2 separate regions of the Mus musculus genome follow, and region 2 is linked to region 1. A link is a loop called in an ENCODE intact Hi-C map of the cell type or tissue named here. Cell type or tissue: gastrocnemius. All regions are shown on one strand.

What was found. Peaks named below come from ENCODE experiments on the same cell type or tissue, not always from the same donor. Only the 100,000 strongest peaks of a DNase experiment are listed, where the experiment ranks them.
Region 2: it touches region 1 in a loop (6-fold over the local background); 2 of 42 quality-filtered maps call a loop at or near these places.

What each region holds. Positions count from the first base shown.
Region 1 is chr19:45,226,243-45,234,242 of GRCm38, reverse strand. It overlaps Lbx1 (ladybird homeobox 1), which reads left to right. Exons shown (of 3, transcript NM_010691.6): 3 at 1-1,559. The coding sequence ends at 509. Among named protein-coding and RNA genes, the nearest start is that of Lbx1, 6.6 kb to the left of the region's middle. In gastrocnemius, no CTCF peak of the experiment used is centred here; DNase peaks (open chromatin) are centred at 2,838, 3,124, 3,896, 4,681 and 3 more places; H3K4me3 peaks cover 5,271 bases; H3K27ac peaks cover 5,465 bases.
Region 2 is chr19:45,469,312-45,477,311 of GRCm38, reverse strand. It overlaps Btrc (beta-transducin repeat containing protein), which reads right to left. Exons shown (of 15, transcript NM_001037758.2): 4 at 6,208-6,297. Among named protein-coding and RNA genes, the nearest start is that of Gm19639, 70 kb to the left of the region's middle. In gastrocnemius, a CTCF peak has its summit at 7,357 (motif pointing right); DNase peaks (open chromatin) are centred at 903, 1,103 and 4,469; H3K4me3 peaks cover 1,701 bases; H3K27ac peaks cover 4,535 bases.

The DNA of each region.
Region 1 (8,000 bases):
CCATCTTTGGGCAGAGGCAGACGCCCAAGAAACGGCGAAAATCACGCACGGCCTTCACCAACCACCAGATCTACGAGTTGGAGAAACGCTTTCTATACCAGAAGTACCTGTCCCCGGCAGATCGCGACCAAATTGCGCAGCAGCTGGGCCTCACCAATGCACAGGTCATCACCTGGTTCCAGAACCGGCGCGCCAAGCTCAAGCGGGACCTAGAGGAGATGAAGGCCGACGTGGAGTCTGCCAAGAAACTGGGCCCCAGCGGGCAGATGGACATCGTGGCGCTGGCCGAACTCGAGCAGAACTCGGAGGCTTCGGGCGGTGGCGGCGGCGGTGGCTGCGGCAGGGCTAAGTCTAGGCCGGGTTCTCCTGCGCTGCCCCCAGGCGCCCCGCAGGCCCCGGGCGGAGGACCCTTGCAGCTCTCGCCCGCCTCTCCACTCACGGACCAGCGGGCCAGCAGCCAGGACTGCTCAGAGGATGAGGAAGATGAAGAGATCGACGTGGACGATTGAGCTGCGCCCTGGACCTCCTGCCGCCCGGGCCCCCAGTGCCCGCATGCCCGCCGCCTCCCGGATCGGACCGCTAAGGGGAGCTGGGACCTCCTCTGCACCTCCCGCCTCCACCCTTGTCCCGGGGCCGGGCTTGGCCCCTGATAGCCGCCTCTTCCTTTTCGAAGCAATAAATCCGGGCCGGCCGGCGGGGCCGGCCGCCACACGAGGCCTCCGCCGCCCCGGAAGCCCTCGCCGTGCAATTCTGTATGGCTTCTGTATAAATATTTAAGCCTATATAGTGGGTTCCTCCCACCACAGCTTGATTATTTTCTTTCTTTTATTATGATTATTATTTTTTTTTAATCTCAGAGATTTCGATGTTTTCAAAGCCCGGGTGCTGCCGGGTCGGCTGACGGTGAGGCGGACTCGAGAGCGGCGAACACTACTAACTCCTGCGGTCTAGAAGCTGTTTTAATTTTTTTCTGCATGTGGCGAATGCACCGGTCCGCTCACCTCTCTCGGCCTATTACAGTTGACTTTTAATTTCCTTCTGCCTTTTTTTCCCTCCGTGAGAAGGGGGGGGGGGAGCCGGGCCCTGACTTGCAAGTTTCAAAATCGATCTTTTCTTTCCCCAGCGAGAGAAGTCTGCTTTCGATGGCGTGTCTGCCTCCCGAGGCCCACTATTTTTTAAAATTCCTCCAAATCTTCCTGCATTTTCTCGGACTGATTGCTGAAGTCTGGCTCTTAGGGAAAAAGCAGGGAAGCACCCAACCAGTCATGGAAAACAGAACCCAAAGCCCTAGGAATTATTTTTTACTCTTTAAAATTTTTTTCTTTTTGCATGTGACAGAGACCTAAAGAAGGATGACCCAAGCGCTAACCCTCACCTCCTCTGTAGCTCTGGGTCCGTCTGTCAACATCTCTCTCCCGTCTCAAGTTGGCCATTCGAGGGTGGCCCAGGGAGGGTGGGTTCCGGGTGCCCTTTCCCAGCTCCTGCCTTGCCCTCTCTTTCTTCGACTGTACCCAAGGCCTCTTCCTCCGATAAATAAAGTCTTTGCCATTTTACTAGAATGGACCGCGATCGCATTTGCGAGAATGGGCCGGATTTACCCGAAGCAGTCGTAGGTTAAGATTGTCCCTGTTGCCCCCTGTAGGTCCCACCCGCCTTGGAGATTTCGGGGAAGTTTCAGGGCAGGCTTAGGAGGAACAGACAGGCAGTGGGAGGAAGCAGTGTCTTTTGCCCAGGCCCAAAAGCACGCAGCAGCTACTAAGTGGACTGTGAAGCCTGCTTCGTCGGGTCCGGGTTAAAAAAAAAAAAAAAACAAACAAACAAAAAAACAAAAAAAAACCCAGGCTTGCGATTGTAACAGAAAACTCGTTTGTACAAGGAAGGCTCCAAGGTATGGCAAGACTTTTCCCGCTGTTTTGCGTTCCACCCCTGACCTCCGCAGTGTACCCATGCGGCCTCCACGACTGCCAAACACGGACACCCTGGCAGGTGCCACTCAGTGGAAGATAAGGGTGGAGCCTGGAGACGCTCAAGTTATGGTCATGTCCTGAGGGCTTCAGCCTGGTTTGGGACTCAGCACCTAGGGCATCCTGAATTACACTCGTGGGCTTTCAGGAAAGCGAACCCCAAGTGTCTGGGGGTTGTAGGACATTTCTAGTAACATTTACAGACGCTGGCCCGGAGCTTGACTAGCGACAGGACTATAGGTGTCCCGGGACTGCTTCCTGGATTTCCTTTGGGCGGCTGGGCTAGGGGCTCAGGCCGCTTTCACTTTCCTGAACTGAGTAGGGGGGTTCTCTCTGGGCTTTTGTTGTCTTTGGGCTGGCGAGTGGCCGCTGTCACCAGAGTTGGGTCCCGCCTCCAGGCCGATGGGCTCCCTTTCTCCGAAAAATTGATGTGAGAAACGCGCATCTGGTCTCGGGCAGGCGATGGGGCCCCGGGGCCTGAGTCAGGAACGTGCGTGTCCAAGGAGGAAGCTAAGTGACAGCCAGAAACAGGAGAAGGGAGCACTGAGAGATGCTAGAAGCTGAGCGAGGGGGTGAGAGACTGAGAGTCAGGGGAGAAAGAGAACCATTGATAGAAACAGGGGCAGGGAGACGGAGGGGAAAAAGGAGAATGGGAAGAGTCGAGGAGAGGAGAGAACAGAGACCAGAGAAGGCAAGAAGCGGCCGGGCAGCCGTGCGGGCCTTACGGCCGGTTCCTCCCGGGCGACATAAATCGCCCTCTCTTAGGATGGATGGGTCTGTAATTCGGAGCGCGGACCATGAAGGCCGGGACGAATGGGCCCGGGCGGCCGCTGACAGGCGACAATAGCCGGGCCCAGCCCCCCGCGGCTCCCGGTGCGGGCACGGCCGCGGCCCTCCGCAGCCCAGAGCGCGCCAGCGCTGGCGACCATATGGTTTTTGAATTTTCTTCACAATTTGTAGACAATTTGATGGATTAGGTCCCCGCGCGCGCCTCCCCGGCACAAAGGCGGCGCAGGGACCGCGGCGCGGCGGTCACCCGGGCATCTGCGCCCGCCGCGCACTCCACCCCCCCCCCGCCCGGCCCCCACCCCGCGCCCGGAGCCCCCGGGCCGCCCGCCCAACACGCCCATGAATCCCAATGAAGCAGCCCTGGCACCTCCGGCCGCTCCGCGCTTCCAGACCCTGGGCTGGGCCCTGCTGGGTCCCCTCGGGCTGGGGGCGGCGGCCCCAGGGCTGAGCCCACCGGAGCTGCGGCGCCCGCGGGGCGCGCAGCTAAGCAGGCGCATCGGGGCTGAGGAGAAACGGGGCCATTTATCCGCCCGTCTAGTTAAAGCGGGTTATTTGTTTGCTTCTCTGGCCTCCTCCCCTCCCCTCCCCTCCCCCTCCCTTTCTCCCCCTCCCTTTTCTCTTCTGCCTTTTATTCTTTTGTCTCTAAATGGATTTAATGAGCCTGAAAAACATGACAATTGAATATAACCAAGAAATAAAAAATAACGAGGGAGGAAGGAAGGAGGAAAAGAAAGAGAGGAAGACGGAAGGAGAAGGATTAATAAAGTAAAAGGGGGGAATCGATTCAGCAAATATTTATTGTGTGCAGGTGTCTAGGGAAATTGAAACGCAAGCAGAGCTGGTCGCTGCCCTCAAGAAGCTCCTAATCTAATCTGCAGGCCCGGAAGCAACGATGAACGTTAGGAAATCCTCGGTGACCATGAGGGAGGGCTGCTTGCAAAAGGCCAAGACCCAACTTCGGGCTCATGGGTGGAAATGGCTTCTTGGAGGAGGAGGCCTAAGACTCAGGCCTTGAGAGACAAAAGTGATCCGTTGTGTCTGTGGGCTGGCAGGGAAGTCCAGTTGAAGGAAAGAGTGACCATGTGGAGGGGAGGGACACCTGAGGCTGAGCCCCAGCCGGTGAGCCCTAGACGTGCGGGAACTCTGATCAACGTAAGGAAGCCACTCTGCGGTCACCTCGGCTCCGCTGAATTCTGAGCTTCTGCCCCGCTTGTCGCTGTGCTTCGGAAGCGCGCCAGGGTGAGGTTATCCAGGCCTGACTTCAGCCATGCCGAGCACCGCAGGTTGGGGCTCACCCTCCAGGCTAGGTTAAGCATCAGACAGTGGGGAAAACGTTAAGTGTGGGTAAAGGCTTTAATCCAGGGAGGCCGGGACTCTAGCCTGCCATCTTCTTAGTTATCTGATGAAGTCTGAAGCCAGCAAGTAGCCCAGGGGTGCTCAAATGGCCTTGGCCCAGGTCTTGCCTCTGAGACCTATGACGTAAGAGAGCCTTGAACTCCAGGTTTCACCGAAGAGCCTCTCACGGGGTACCTGCCTAAGGGTGAGGCTGTGTGCAGTTATCACACTGAGGAGTGTCCCGGCTCTGCACGAGCTGTGTGGGCTTTGCATATCTGTTTCTTCGTGTCTGAATGTGACATGGACCCTGTGTAGAGCTGTGGGCCCCACGCCCACTCTGGGTGAAGTTCTTTATGGCTCGGCCCTTCACCCAGAGTTCCTTGATCGCTTGGGACCAATACAGATTTATTTCTTTGGGAATCCCAGCCCTGTGCAGACCACTTTCGGTTCCTGGCTGACCAAGGGAGGACAATTAGAGGCTTTGTCTCTCTCCCTTTTTGGTTGAGTTCTGGACCTTGGTGAGGCTTGTTGAGTCCTGGGACGTAACTGATTTCACAGACTGGAGCCCCTTCCGTGCGCGGACAGGTCGAGCTACCCGGCTGGAGCTTGCCTCCTCTGCGCCTTGCGGTTCCGCCTTCCCCTGCGCGGTGGCCTGACGGTCGGCGCCGGGTGAGGCCGGGAGGCGCAGTTCCTTATTTTACGAGGTGTCGGGCCAGTGTCAGACGCAGCTCCGATAAGTAATACTCCAGTCTGAGGGACCAGAACGTGGTAATTAATCCCAAAGACTTAAGTGTATTTTAGTTCAGGAGAAAAAAAATCACTAATTCAATCGTCCGGAAAATTGAAGTTTGATGCATGAGTCCCCCCTGAAAGGGACGGGCTGGGGCCGCACGTCTCCCCTCCGCCCCTGCCGCTTGCCGCGGGGACCCCCCTCCTCCCCACCCCTTTGAGCCAACGGGTCCAGAAAAGTCCACTCATCCGGCCATGCTGGCTCTCAGACACCAGAACCCAGGGACACCCGGGCTTTTCTTCCCACCCCCAGCAAACAACCCCTCTTTCCTGGGACCCTGGAGACATTTTGTGCTGGAAGTAAATTTGCTCCCCAAACATATACATTTAGAAGGGGACACAAGGGGACCTCAAAGATGTGAAGGGAATAGCCAGATTAGAGGCCAGTATAGGTGAGGTCAAGGAGTGTAAGGCCACCAGGGAAGGGGACAGGGAACCTGAGTGGGTAGAGTGGGTAGGGCCAGCTGCTCACATACAATAGTGAGCAGGGTAGGTGTGAGCTGGTGGGGAAAGCTGGCTGAGCTGAGCGGTGTGCCTGAGATGCAGGTAAGCAGCCGTGTGGGAAATAGGTATATCTCTAGAATATTCCTATGCAGAGCTAGCCTAAGTGCCTGGCCCCCAGGATATAGCCATAGACTGGGTCTTCCAAAGGAAAGGAAAACTGAGGCCCCTGGGTTTTGTGTGGATTTTGTGTGGGTTATGTGGGGGGGTGAGAGGATCTTCCCACCACCAGTTTCTCCTGGGGTCCCATCTTTGCTCTCCCAGGCTCTTACCCATTCTTTCTCTTTGATACAACTGCCTGTCCTGAAAGATACTTGGTGCTGGTGTGTGTGTGTGGGGGGGGGTTTGAGCTGCACAGAGACCAACAAGGGTGCATTTCTGAGTGTGCCTGCGTGTGGCTAGAGACTGAACATGTGCATCTGATTGATGGAAATGGAGCCTGTGCAACCGGGGGTGTTTGGGGGTGCGCGGCCATGGCCCGAGTAACCAATCACTGTAGACACGTGTGTGCAACTGTCTCAGTGTGCCTCAGTCTGTGCGCGGAGGGGAGGAAAAGAGTTGGGGGTGACCTGCGGGTGAGCATCGGCTGGGGTGTTGCACGGGGTGTGAGCAGAGAACCAGGAGAAAGAGCATTGGAGAAACTGAAGTAGGCACAACTCAGACTCCAGCACTCTAAACCTTTAGGCCAACACAGACTCAGGTAGATGTGCATTCACAAGATGGGGGGGGGGGGGAAGGCCGAGGGTACCTAGCCTGAAGAGAAGGTAGCTCACCCCCCCCCCCAGGGGAGCAGCTGGTGGTCTAGAGAACCTTCCCAGGGGTTTGAGTCTACTCCTCTACTCCACTCCGAGGGCAGCTGAGGCCACAGAAGAACACCACACTGTGGGCTCTGCTTCTTTGAGAGAAGGTTGTGGAGGTAGTCTCTGCCACCCCTGAATGGCTTCCTTATTTACCCCCTCCCATTCAACTTGATTACTAGGCTGAACTGAAACCCCTGAGGTATAGCTTCAATGGGCCCAGGTTCCCTACCACTCACTGGAAGGGGCTCAGCTCTGCCCACACCAGGAAGAGTATAAATGACCACTGTATACATTTCTATGCAGAGGGGCCAAAGATGTCAGTGGGATGGGACAGGGTGTAAACAAACCAGTTGCTCTCATCTTGGGATCTGGGTATGGCTGTGACTATGTTTTGTAGACATATCTGCTTATGCAGGCTGCCCTAATGGAGAGTTAGGTGTTTCTAGTTGTGGGTACTTCTGGAGAAGAAAATTGGTTACTTGTTTGTTGTTCTGGGACCCAGACAGAAGCACTTTGATGAAAATTCTGCCAATATTCTGGTGTGCTGAGAGGGAGCTCAGCAGCAGAGCTGTGTTAGCAGAGCACGGTGAGCGAGCAGGAAGAGAGCTTTCTCTGGGGGAGCTCTCGATTTTTGGCCCCAGGGGAGACCCATTGTCACCATGTGTATAAAGGGGTTCATGACAGGTTGTAACTACCTCTAGGAGTAGATATGACATCTGAGTATAAGGGACAGAGGTATCCCTGACTCAGTGACTGCTTCCTGACTCCCTCCAGCAGTCTCAGGACTCTGGAATCCAGGATGCTGTGGGTTGGGGCGCTGTGCAGTGGGGAGATGTCATGGCTGAGAGTCCCTTCTGCCAAGCAATAGGGGCTTTTTTCCCCTCCTCCATGCCCCTTCCATGTACAGAGGGTCAGCTTAGGAGCTAGGTGGGAAGAAGCAGCCTCTTACATCTGCTGAGAGAGCGTTCAAGGTTAAATGTCCATGGGGGAGCCAATGTACCCAGCTGCCTGAGGTCTCACACGTATGTATATGTAGAGTGGATGAAGCATCCCCCCAGCCAATCCAGAAACACCCCCCTCTCAGGCACACAGCACCACAAACACGGTCCAGAAACAATGAACACACACACAAGGCAGGCACCCAGTGATACAGACACAGGGTTCCTGGACACATAGTGTCACTGAATATGACACAGCACATCCGTCTAAATTCAGACAGCCACTAGCATATGCAATAATTAAGCGCACAGGAGGCACGGTGTCTATGCCTGCAATTCCAGCACTCACTTGGGAGGCAGAGGCTGAAGAATGGTCACAAGTTTGAAGCCAGTTTGTGGCTCAATAGTGAGTTTCAGGCCAGCTAGAGCTACATGGCAAAATCTTGTCTCCAAAAAGCAAAGCAAAACAAAACAACAACAGAAAAAAAAAAGGGGGGGGGAAGACAGGGAAAATTAAACAGGTAAACCTTAGATGTTGAACAGATTCACAACATCACTACTATCCGCCCTTCTACACACACCAGCAAGGGGAGAGGCTTAGGCCATGGTTTCTGGATGCAGACAGGCAGGTTCCCTCACGTTCTGGCAGCCAGAGTGGAGAGGGAACTGGCTGTCTGAGTGACTTTGGTGGAAACGCCACCAGTTTGTGCTAAAGGGAGCCCAACCACTGCGAGGGCTGCAGTCACAGAACAGGGTGGTGGGGCAGGGAGGCTTCTGCCTGGGGGAGCTCCCAGTTCTTGGCTCAGGAAAACGCCAAGTCCCAAACCACCCTGGAAATGCAATCAAAGCCGCCCTGCCGCCCACCCGCCCTGCACAATGGCTGT
Region 2 (8,000 bases), 240 kb before region 1:
CCCTTACCTCGTACGAATAAAAACCTCAGTCTGTGACTACATACAGCAATCAATAAGAAAGTGTACTTCAAATATGTTCTCTAATATTTTTTATAAAACAGAAATACTATTAACTAGGAACCTGAGCTATTTCTGTAAGAATAATACAGGTATATTTTAACTAACATTGTACTTGTAATTAATGTAAGTTTTCAACAAACTTAATTGGTAATCCTAATACTCCAGATATCCACAGTGCATTTTAGAATTCGATACCATGTAGGCAGTCCAGTACAGTAAGTCAAGCAAACAAGCTGGGCTGAACCCCTTTCAGTAAGCAGTGCTTTACTATAGCATACGGCAGAACTCTGCAAAAGGTTCTTCAGTGAGATAACATTGCAGGGATTTGTCCTGGACACAAACACACAGTATATGTGAATACATATATTCATGTAATACTAAACTTCCAAGGCAAAGGGTTTAATTTTGACATTTGTAGGCTTACCTAGCTAAGAACATCTTGTTAATGCTACCCAAAATACATTTTTAGGGAGCTTGGAGAGTGGGGGTACAAATAACAGAAACTGATGCTTTTAAATAATAAAGGAATCTGACTAATCCATACACTTTCCCCCATCTTGCTTCTTTGGAACTAGAAGGAAACATGGCTCCCTTCTGTTTTCTTTCTACACTGAGATTCCTAGGTAATGTGAAGGCAAGAGTGTGCCCTTCTTGCTGCTCCCCCTTTAATGGCCACTTTTCTTTTTCTAAGAAACATGTGCCATGCCTTTCTCCTTAAAATTCCTGCACTAAAAGACTGCACCATACTGCACTCCACAAAACGTGCTGATGGCGCCAATTACAAGCCCCCAGCCGAACGCTCCAGCCCCCACCATTCGGGCAGATTTATGCGGACTCTTGCCGACGTTATTACAAGTCAGAGTTTATTGGGAAATTGTTACATTATGCGGAGTGTCTAACAAATTGCTTATGCTGCTATAATTGGATTACAACAGCCGCTTGCTCCCACCGGTAAGATTAGGCAAGTAGGACTCCTGCCGATCTCTGAGCGTTAGCAGTAATTTTATTTGCCTTGCCTCTCTCTTTCCTAACAACATGCCTCTCTCCCTGCCAGCTGTCTGCTGAAAAGGCACAGGCTTGTTCCTTGGCCCTAACAATGCAATTACAGCCCCGCAGATCGCACTGTTTGTGCATTAAGTACAGAGCCAAAACGAGGCGAATTGATCGTTTGACTTTTGGAGAAGGCATGTGATCTCTGTGCGGGCGATCCGGCACGCATCAGTAGGCAGTGCTGCAGTCGATTCCTGATGAAGGCCCTTCCTTCTTCACCTCTCTTCTCCCATAGCCTTTCCTTCTTCACTGAGGAAGACGCTGACTGGGCTCATCTCATGCTGATCTACATCAACCCACAAAGACAAACTCAATCTTATTGGCTCCCTGGCTAGATTGAAATGTGAACAGGGTCTTTGGAGCATCTTGAAGTGCCTCAGTCAGATAGATCAGTGGCCTCCAACAGCTGAACCACGCTGTCCAAAAAAGCATTCGTAGAGAGTTCACTGATAAAGAGAAGTTTACATAGGCACTGGAGTTGGAATGGCTTTCTCAGCAGCTCTGCCTTTATTCAAGGGCCATGGAGAAGCAGTGCTGAGCCCTGTGTCCTGCCTGTCTGTGCAGATCTACTCTGCTGGAAGATGCTGGAGGCCTGTGTGCACAATCAATGCCGCTCAACTCCAGGCTTAAGAACAAGCAGGCTGAGCTCCACTCCAGGCAAAGTTTTAAACATGTTTTGTTGACAGCTTTCAGTTTCTTGTTTCTTCCTCCTGTATGTTTAACAACTAACTAGTGCCTGTAGCAACACGCCTGCACAGTGACTGGAGACTGGGAGATCGTTCATGAAGATTCTTGGATGGGTCTGGACTTTTGAAAATCAATTCTCTTTTGAACTTGATTTGAATTTGATCAATTTTAACACAGACTAAGATCTCTGTGGACACTTGCTTTATCAATGGTATGTACTACTTCAGGCTTCTGTTATACAACAAATGTGTTATCAATCTGTTAATCTGTTTTGTTTCAAATCTTTTGAGACAAAAAGTCATACACAAGCAGAGTGAGTGTATTCCACATTAGCTTGACAAGTATACACTCTAACCAATAAGTCGCTTTATTGTGTATTTCTGAAAACTGTGGTAACAAACAGGTGAGTCCTGAATTTCATTCCTGGCTTCTTTACACAGTATTATACTTCTGAGATTCCCCAATCACACTGGCCCTGATGATACAATTACACCTTGCTGTGTCCACCACAAAGCTAAGCTAAGGTCTGTCAGAAGGGCCTCCATGAAGACTTGCTCTTGTGGAACAGTATATTAGAGAAGCCTGTTAACATGTAGTTTAAAACTCAGAAGAAACTGTGAACAGCTGAAATGCCTTATAAATAGCACAGACCCAGAGGAAGTGCAAACGTCTGCACTGTGAATTGTAGATCTTAATTACCGACAATGGCTGGTACAGCAAGTAGCACGGAAAAAAAGTGAAACAGTTGCACTGTTCATGGTTGGCAATAATTCTTCAGGAAAATATTTACTATCAATCAGTTATGAGAAAAGGGACTCTGTGCTCGTAAAACAGCACGTTGCTTCTCATACCAGGACCATTTTGCTTCAGCATAATCTGAATTTAAACAGCTTGTTTCCTGCGGATATAATTTTGGAAATAAATAAAACAAGTCTTCTATCAAAATCTGGAGTGAGTGGGAAGGAACATCACATTTTTCTGTCTCGGTTTCAAACAGATTATTATCTCAAATAAAAGCCAGTAATAACAAAATAACAACAACAACAACAACAGATACAGAATGTATACAAGACCACCGAATGGGCTTATTCCAAACAAAGACAGAACTACCCCTGTCTAGGCCAGGAATCAAGGTAGAAGTATTTGAACAACTCAATTTTAACTATACATGTTTATGGAACGGGTGTGGGATATAAAGGTAAATTATGGAAAAGCCTCAAACCAAAATTTTCTGTGGTACATCAATAAAGTCAATAGAAAGATAACATAAAAATTAATGTTCTTAGTTTTCTTTCATAATTAAAAAACATGAAGGTTGACAATTAGGTACGATGTGATTATAGATTTGAGAGACTGAGTTGACAGTAATGACTGTCCATTTAAAGCTACAATAAATACAGAGCTCATCATCTCCAGACGAGTGTCCTAACTCCAGCACTGTGAGCAGACAGAAGGCTCTAAACTCAACGAGCTAGGCACGGTGGGGCACCCCTCTAATCCCAGCACAGGTGGGTTTCTGTGGGTTCAAGGCCAGAATGGTTCGCACAGCCAGGGTTACCCGAGACAAACAGACAGACAGACAGAAAAAGTAAACTATATACAAGACACTTCATGGCTTCAAATATTATCCGGAGCACTCCCCACTTTTAGTTTTAAATATTTTCTTGACCCTTTTTCCGGCAAGCTAAGATTCAGGAGACTGCTGTGAAGGTAACTTATGAAACAGCTGTGCTTTCTTACATTTTATAGCAAATTAAGGGGAGTGCCCTTTCCATACGGAAACTGCAAAACTAGAGTACCCAACAGAGGAGAGCTATATACAAAATAAGGTTCGTTTCTGCTTTTGAGAAGAACCAATACCTTCTGTAAAATGCAAACAAGCAATATTTAATAAAAAGGCTATAATTAGTACTTATACCTAAACCAAAATATGGACCTGCAGGCCACACTGGAGCACAATCTGAATCAGTAGCAGACAAACCATTACTAAGAAGTAAAGGTGAGGAAAAAGAAATAAAAAATGTTTAAAGATCCACAAACATAACTTTGAGTCATTTCTTTCAAGGGTCAAGCAGTAACTGAGGCCCAGAGAGACAGCATGAAATCACGAGACAGACAGAGCATGTTTAGCAGGGAGAGAGGACAACTCTCATTGGGGCCATGCTATTGTACTGTGGTAAACATTTTTTTCAGTTATGTATTTTTATCTGACAATCTGTCTCAAATCTGAAGCAATGAACTAGAAGACAGGATGTGGGCCAATAAGGAGAAGCAGGAAGTTGGTTGTGTTCCAACTGGAAATTATAGAAATCATTATTCAATTAGAGTGGTTAAGGGGACAATGAGAGAAAATAGGTGTCAGAATAATGTTAAGACAGGCAGGAATGGGAGGAGAAGGTCACCATCTGGGAGCAAGGAGACAGACATGATGAGCAGCAATGAGCAAACATTTCCTCACTCAAGAGCACGGAAGAAATTACACCACTGTGCCAGATGCCAGAAGATTTCTAACTGCACTACTCAAGTAGAGGGTAGAAAAAGAAACAACCCCACCCCCACACGGTAGAGACACACAGCAACGCGGCTAAGGAGTTCAGAAACACTGGCTTACCAAGTAGAGAAAAACAAAAGGAACAGATGCTCAGTTGGCCAGCTCTCAAGGAAACTCATTAAATTGTCGCCCTGTCTTTGGGTTGGTGCTCATGTTAAGACTTTGCCTTTGCCTTGTTTAGCAGCAGGAACCCACTTGTGACGAAAGCGAGAGCAGCGTGCACAAGCGTGAAAGCACACTTTCTCCACCCAGTCCCCACCCGGGGTCCAAGTGGCACCTGCAAGCTGTTACTAAGGAACTGAAATTTAAATCTAATTTACATTAATCCTCATTTTTGTAGCAAATTAAGATGTGGACTCAATACACAATTGATGAACCTACCTTTTGCTGCTATAATTTAAAATAAATCTGACATTACTCATATGGCTAATTCCAATGGCTATGTGTAATATGTTTTCAGCTAATAAAGCAGGGTTAAGAGATTACTATATGTTTTAGGAAATAGAATAAAAATTATTATTGCTACTATGTAACAATTTGATTGTGTTCCCCTCTAACCACCTCGTGTATGAGAACAGAGTCCTCAGGAACAGTTAGCAGAAGATCCAGGAGAGCTTGGCACTCCTTCCATCCTGAGACTACTCATAGCAAGGCTCCGTCTACCAAGATGTGAACTTTTAAGTAGACATTGAATCTATTGTCACAATCATATAAAAATTATTTTTATAAGCTACTGTTTATATTTTGTTGTAGTAACCCAAAAGAAATAAGATAGCTTTTCTTGAATTTTATAAGATAGAGTTCACATGATAGAAACAAAGTCTTACCTCTAATAGTAAATAAAAAAGAATAGATTAAGCTGAAATTTGGAAAAAATTGCAAAACAACAAAATCCTAAATGGTAATAAAGATGTTTTTTTTAAGAAAAACAGAAACAATGCCTGTGTACCATGCACATGCAGTGTTTATATTGGCCACAAGATGAAATTGGATCCCCTGAACTGTAGTTACAGATGGTTGTAAAGCCACCATGTGGGTGCTGGGAATTAAACCTGGATCCTGTACAGGATCAACCTGTGATCTTAACTACTGAGCCATCTCTTCAGCTCTGAAGATTTTAATTTGAAATATTATTTTTGTATCTAGAGATATAGCACATATTTATACATGAAAGACTTAGGCCATATGGACAGATAAAAACAGTTTTTCATTCAAAATCAAATGTGACATCTCTTTTGGTTTTGGTTTTTGGAGACAGGGTTTCTCTATGTAGCCCTGGCTGTCCTATAACTTGCTTTGTAGACCAAGCTGGCCTCTGCCTTCCAATGGGCTTAAAGGCATATACAGCTATGCCTGGCCAAGTAACAGTGGCACAACATAACTGGATCTCTGCTCAAGCTGTCAGCGTCAGTCTATCTCCAGAGCACTACGCCCACTCTTAGGGAGGCCAGCCATAGTGGTGCTTGTCTTTAATCTCAGTACTCGAGAGGCAGAGGCAGGCCGATCTTTGAGTTCAAGGCCAGTCTGGTCAACTTCGTGAGCTCTAGAACAGCAACGGCTATGTAGACAAAACAAAACAACTGAACAATAAAAACGAGACAGGAAGGAAGGTACAAAATAAACTGTTCATCATCTTATAATAACTCACTGATCTGTGTAACTGAATAAAAAGATTCTGTTGCAACTCAAGAGAAAGAAAACCCAGCTTTCAGTTCATTCTGTATAAAATAATACCTGCTATATTGTCTTCATAAATATATGGTCTTACGATCACCTGTCGTGACAACACTGAGTAAAGGCACCCACAGGCGCAGCTCTGGGGCAGTGTGCTCTATTAACTGCTGAGCATGGTTACTTACTTTGGCCACACAATTTTCAGTCTTCATAGCAGTGCTTGTTAGACATACTGTCTCTTGGTTTATGCAAAGCCTGGCACAGCTGTTGTAAGTCTGTAGAGACAAATTTCAAGAAAAAAAAAAAAATCACTTTTTTTTTTTTTTGGTAACGATACCAAAACACTGACACACATAGCTGTCAAGTTCTCTTCAATTTCTCTAAATCAACATACAATTCTATTTGTAAAACGGAGATTTGTAGTCGCTGAGGGACCAAGCAGAGAGGAGGAGGAAAGGACAGAGTCCATGAAAGCCAATGGTGTGCCCACGAATAAGTATGTGAGCAGTGAATACACGGTATGAATGGGAGATAGAGGATTGGATATTCAAGTTTTTAAAATGCAAAATTTAACCATATGTGATATAATCCCAACACTATAGAGGCCAAAGTGAGAAGATTTTAAGTCTGAAACTAGTCTGGGCAACAAAGTGATAAAACCTGTGAACCAATCAGTGGGGAGGATTGTAAATTAGAAGCCAGACCAGGCTGTACAGCCATTTCCAGGCCAGCCTGGACTACACAACTGGATCTTTCACAACCACCACAACAAAAGAAAACGGAATAAAGAAAGAGGAGGTCTGAAGTATGACTGGGAGCCTAATTGGAAGAAAATAACACACAGAGCACTAGGCAGTGCCTACAGTGTTGGCTGCACTACAGTCTGTCTTTAAGGAGAAACGCTTTCTTCATTCACCGACACAGGGTTTCTCTGTGTAGCCCTGTCTGTCCTGGAACTCAGAGATCCACCCGTCTCTACCTCCTGAGTGCCTGGATTAAAGGCATGCACAACACACCCGTGGATAAAATACATTTTAAAACATTTCTTTACTTTTAGTTTACGTGAGTTGGTGTTTTGCCTGCATGTATTCTGTGAGGGTGCAGGATCCCATAGAAATGGAGTTACAGACATTGTAAGCTGCCGTGTGGTGGTTGGGAATCGAACTCCGATACCCTGGAAGAGCAGCTAGTGCTCTTTACTGCTGATCTCTCTCTCCAGCTCCAAATGCAATGCTTTTTTTAAGGACTAAAATAAAAGCTATTTTATGTGTTTGAGTGTTTTCCTTGCAAGTATGTCTGTGCACCGTGAGTGCAGTGCTCACAGAGGCCAGAAGAGGGCATCACCTCTCCCTTGGACAGGGGTTACAGATAACCTGTCCTGTGAGTCAAATCCTCTAGAAGAGTACCTGTGTTCTTAACCACCAGCCATTTCTCCAGCTCCCCAAAAGCATTACTGATAACTGTCAATATATCAGGGAAATAAGAGAAAACGTACTCTTTAGTTTTTCACTGTTGTTTTAGGTTTTCTCTCTTTAAATAAAGATTTATCTTTAATGTTATGTATGTACCTGTGTTTGATTATGTCCACCTATGTGCTGGTGACCACAAAAAGCAACTAGATGTGTGTGAGGTTCCTCTGGAGCTGGAATTCCAGGCAATTGTGAGTTGTCTGACATGGGTGCCAAGAATCAAACTTAGCCCTCTCCAAAAGCAGTAAGTGCTCTTGACCTCTAAGCTCTGCAGCACTCAGTTATCCCTACTTGAGACAGAATCTCACAATATACTCCTGGCTGTCCTTGAAACTTGCAGCCATCTGTTCTCTCCTGCCTCGGCCTCCTGGTTATGTTTCCAATCTAAAATTGTTGTGGATAGCATAGAATCTGTAGGTAATTGTTCTCCGCTTATGCATGCATGAGAATCTCACCTGGGACCTGCTGAAGCACAATTTCCAGCAGAGGCTGACACTGCTGGCCTGGGA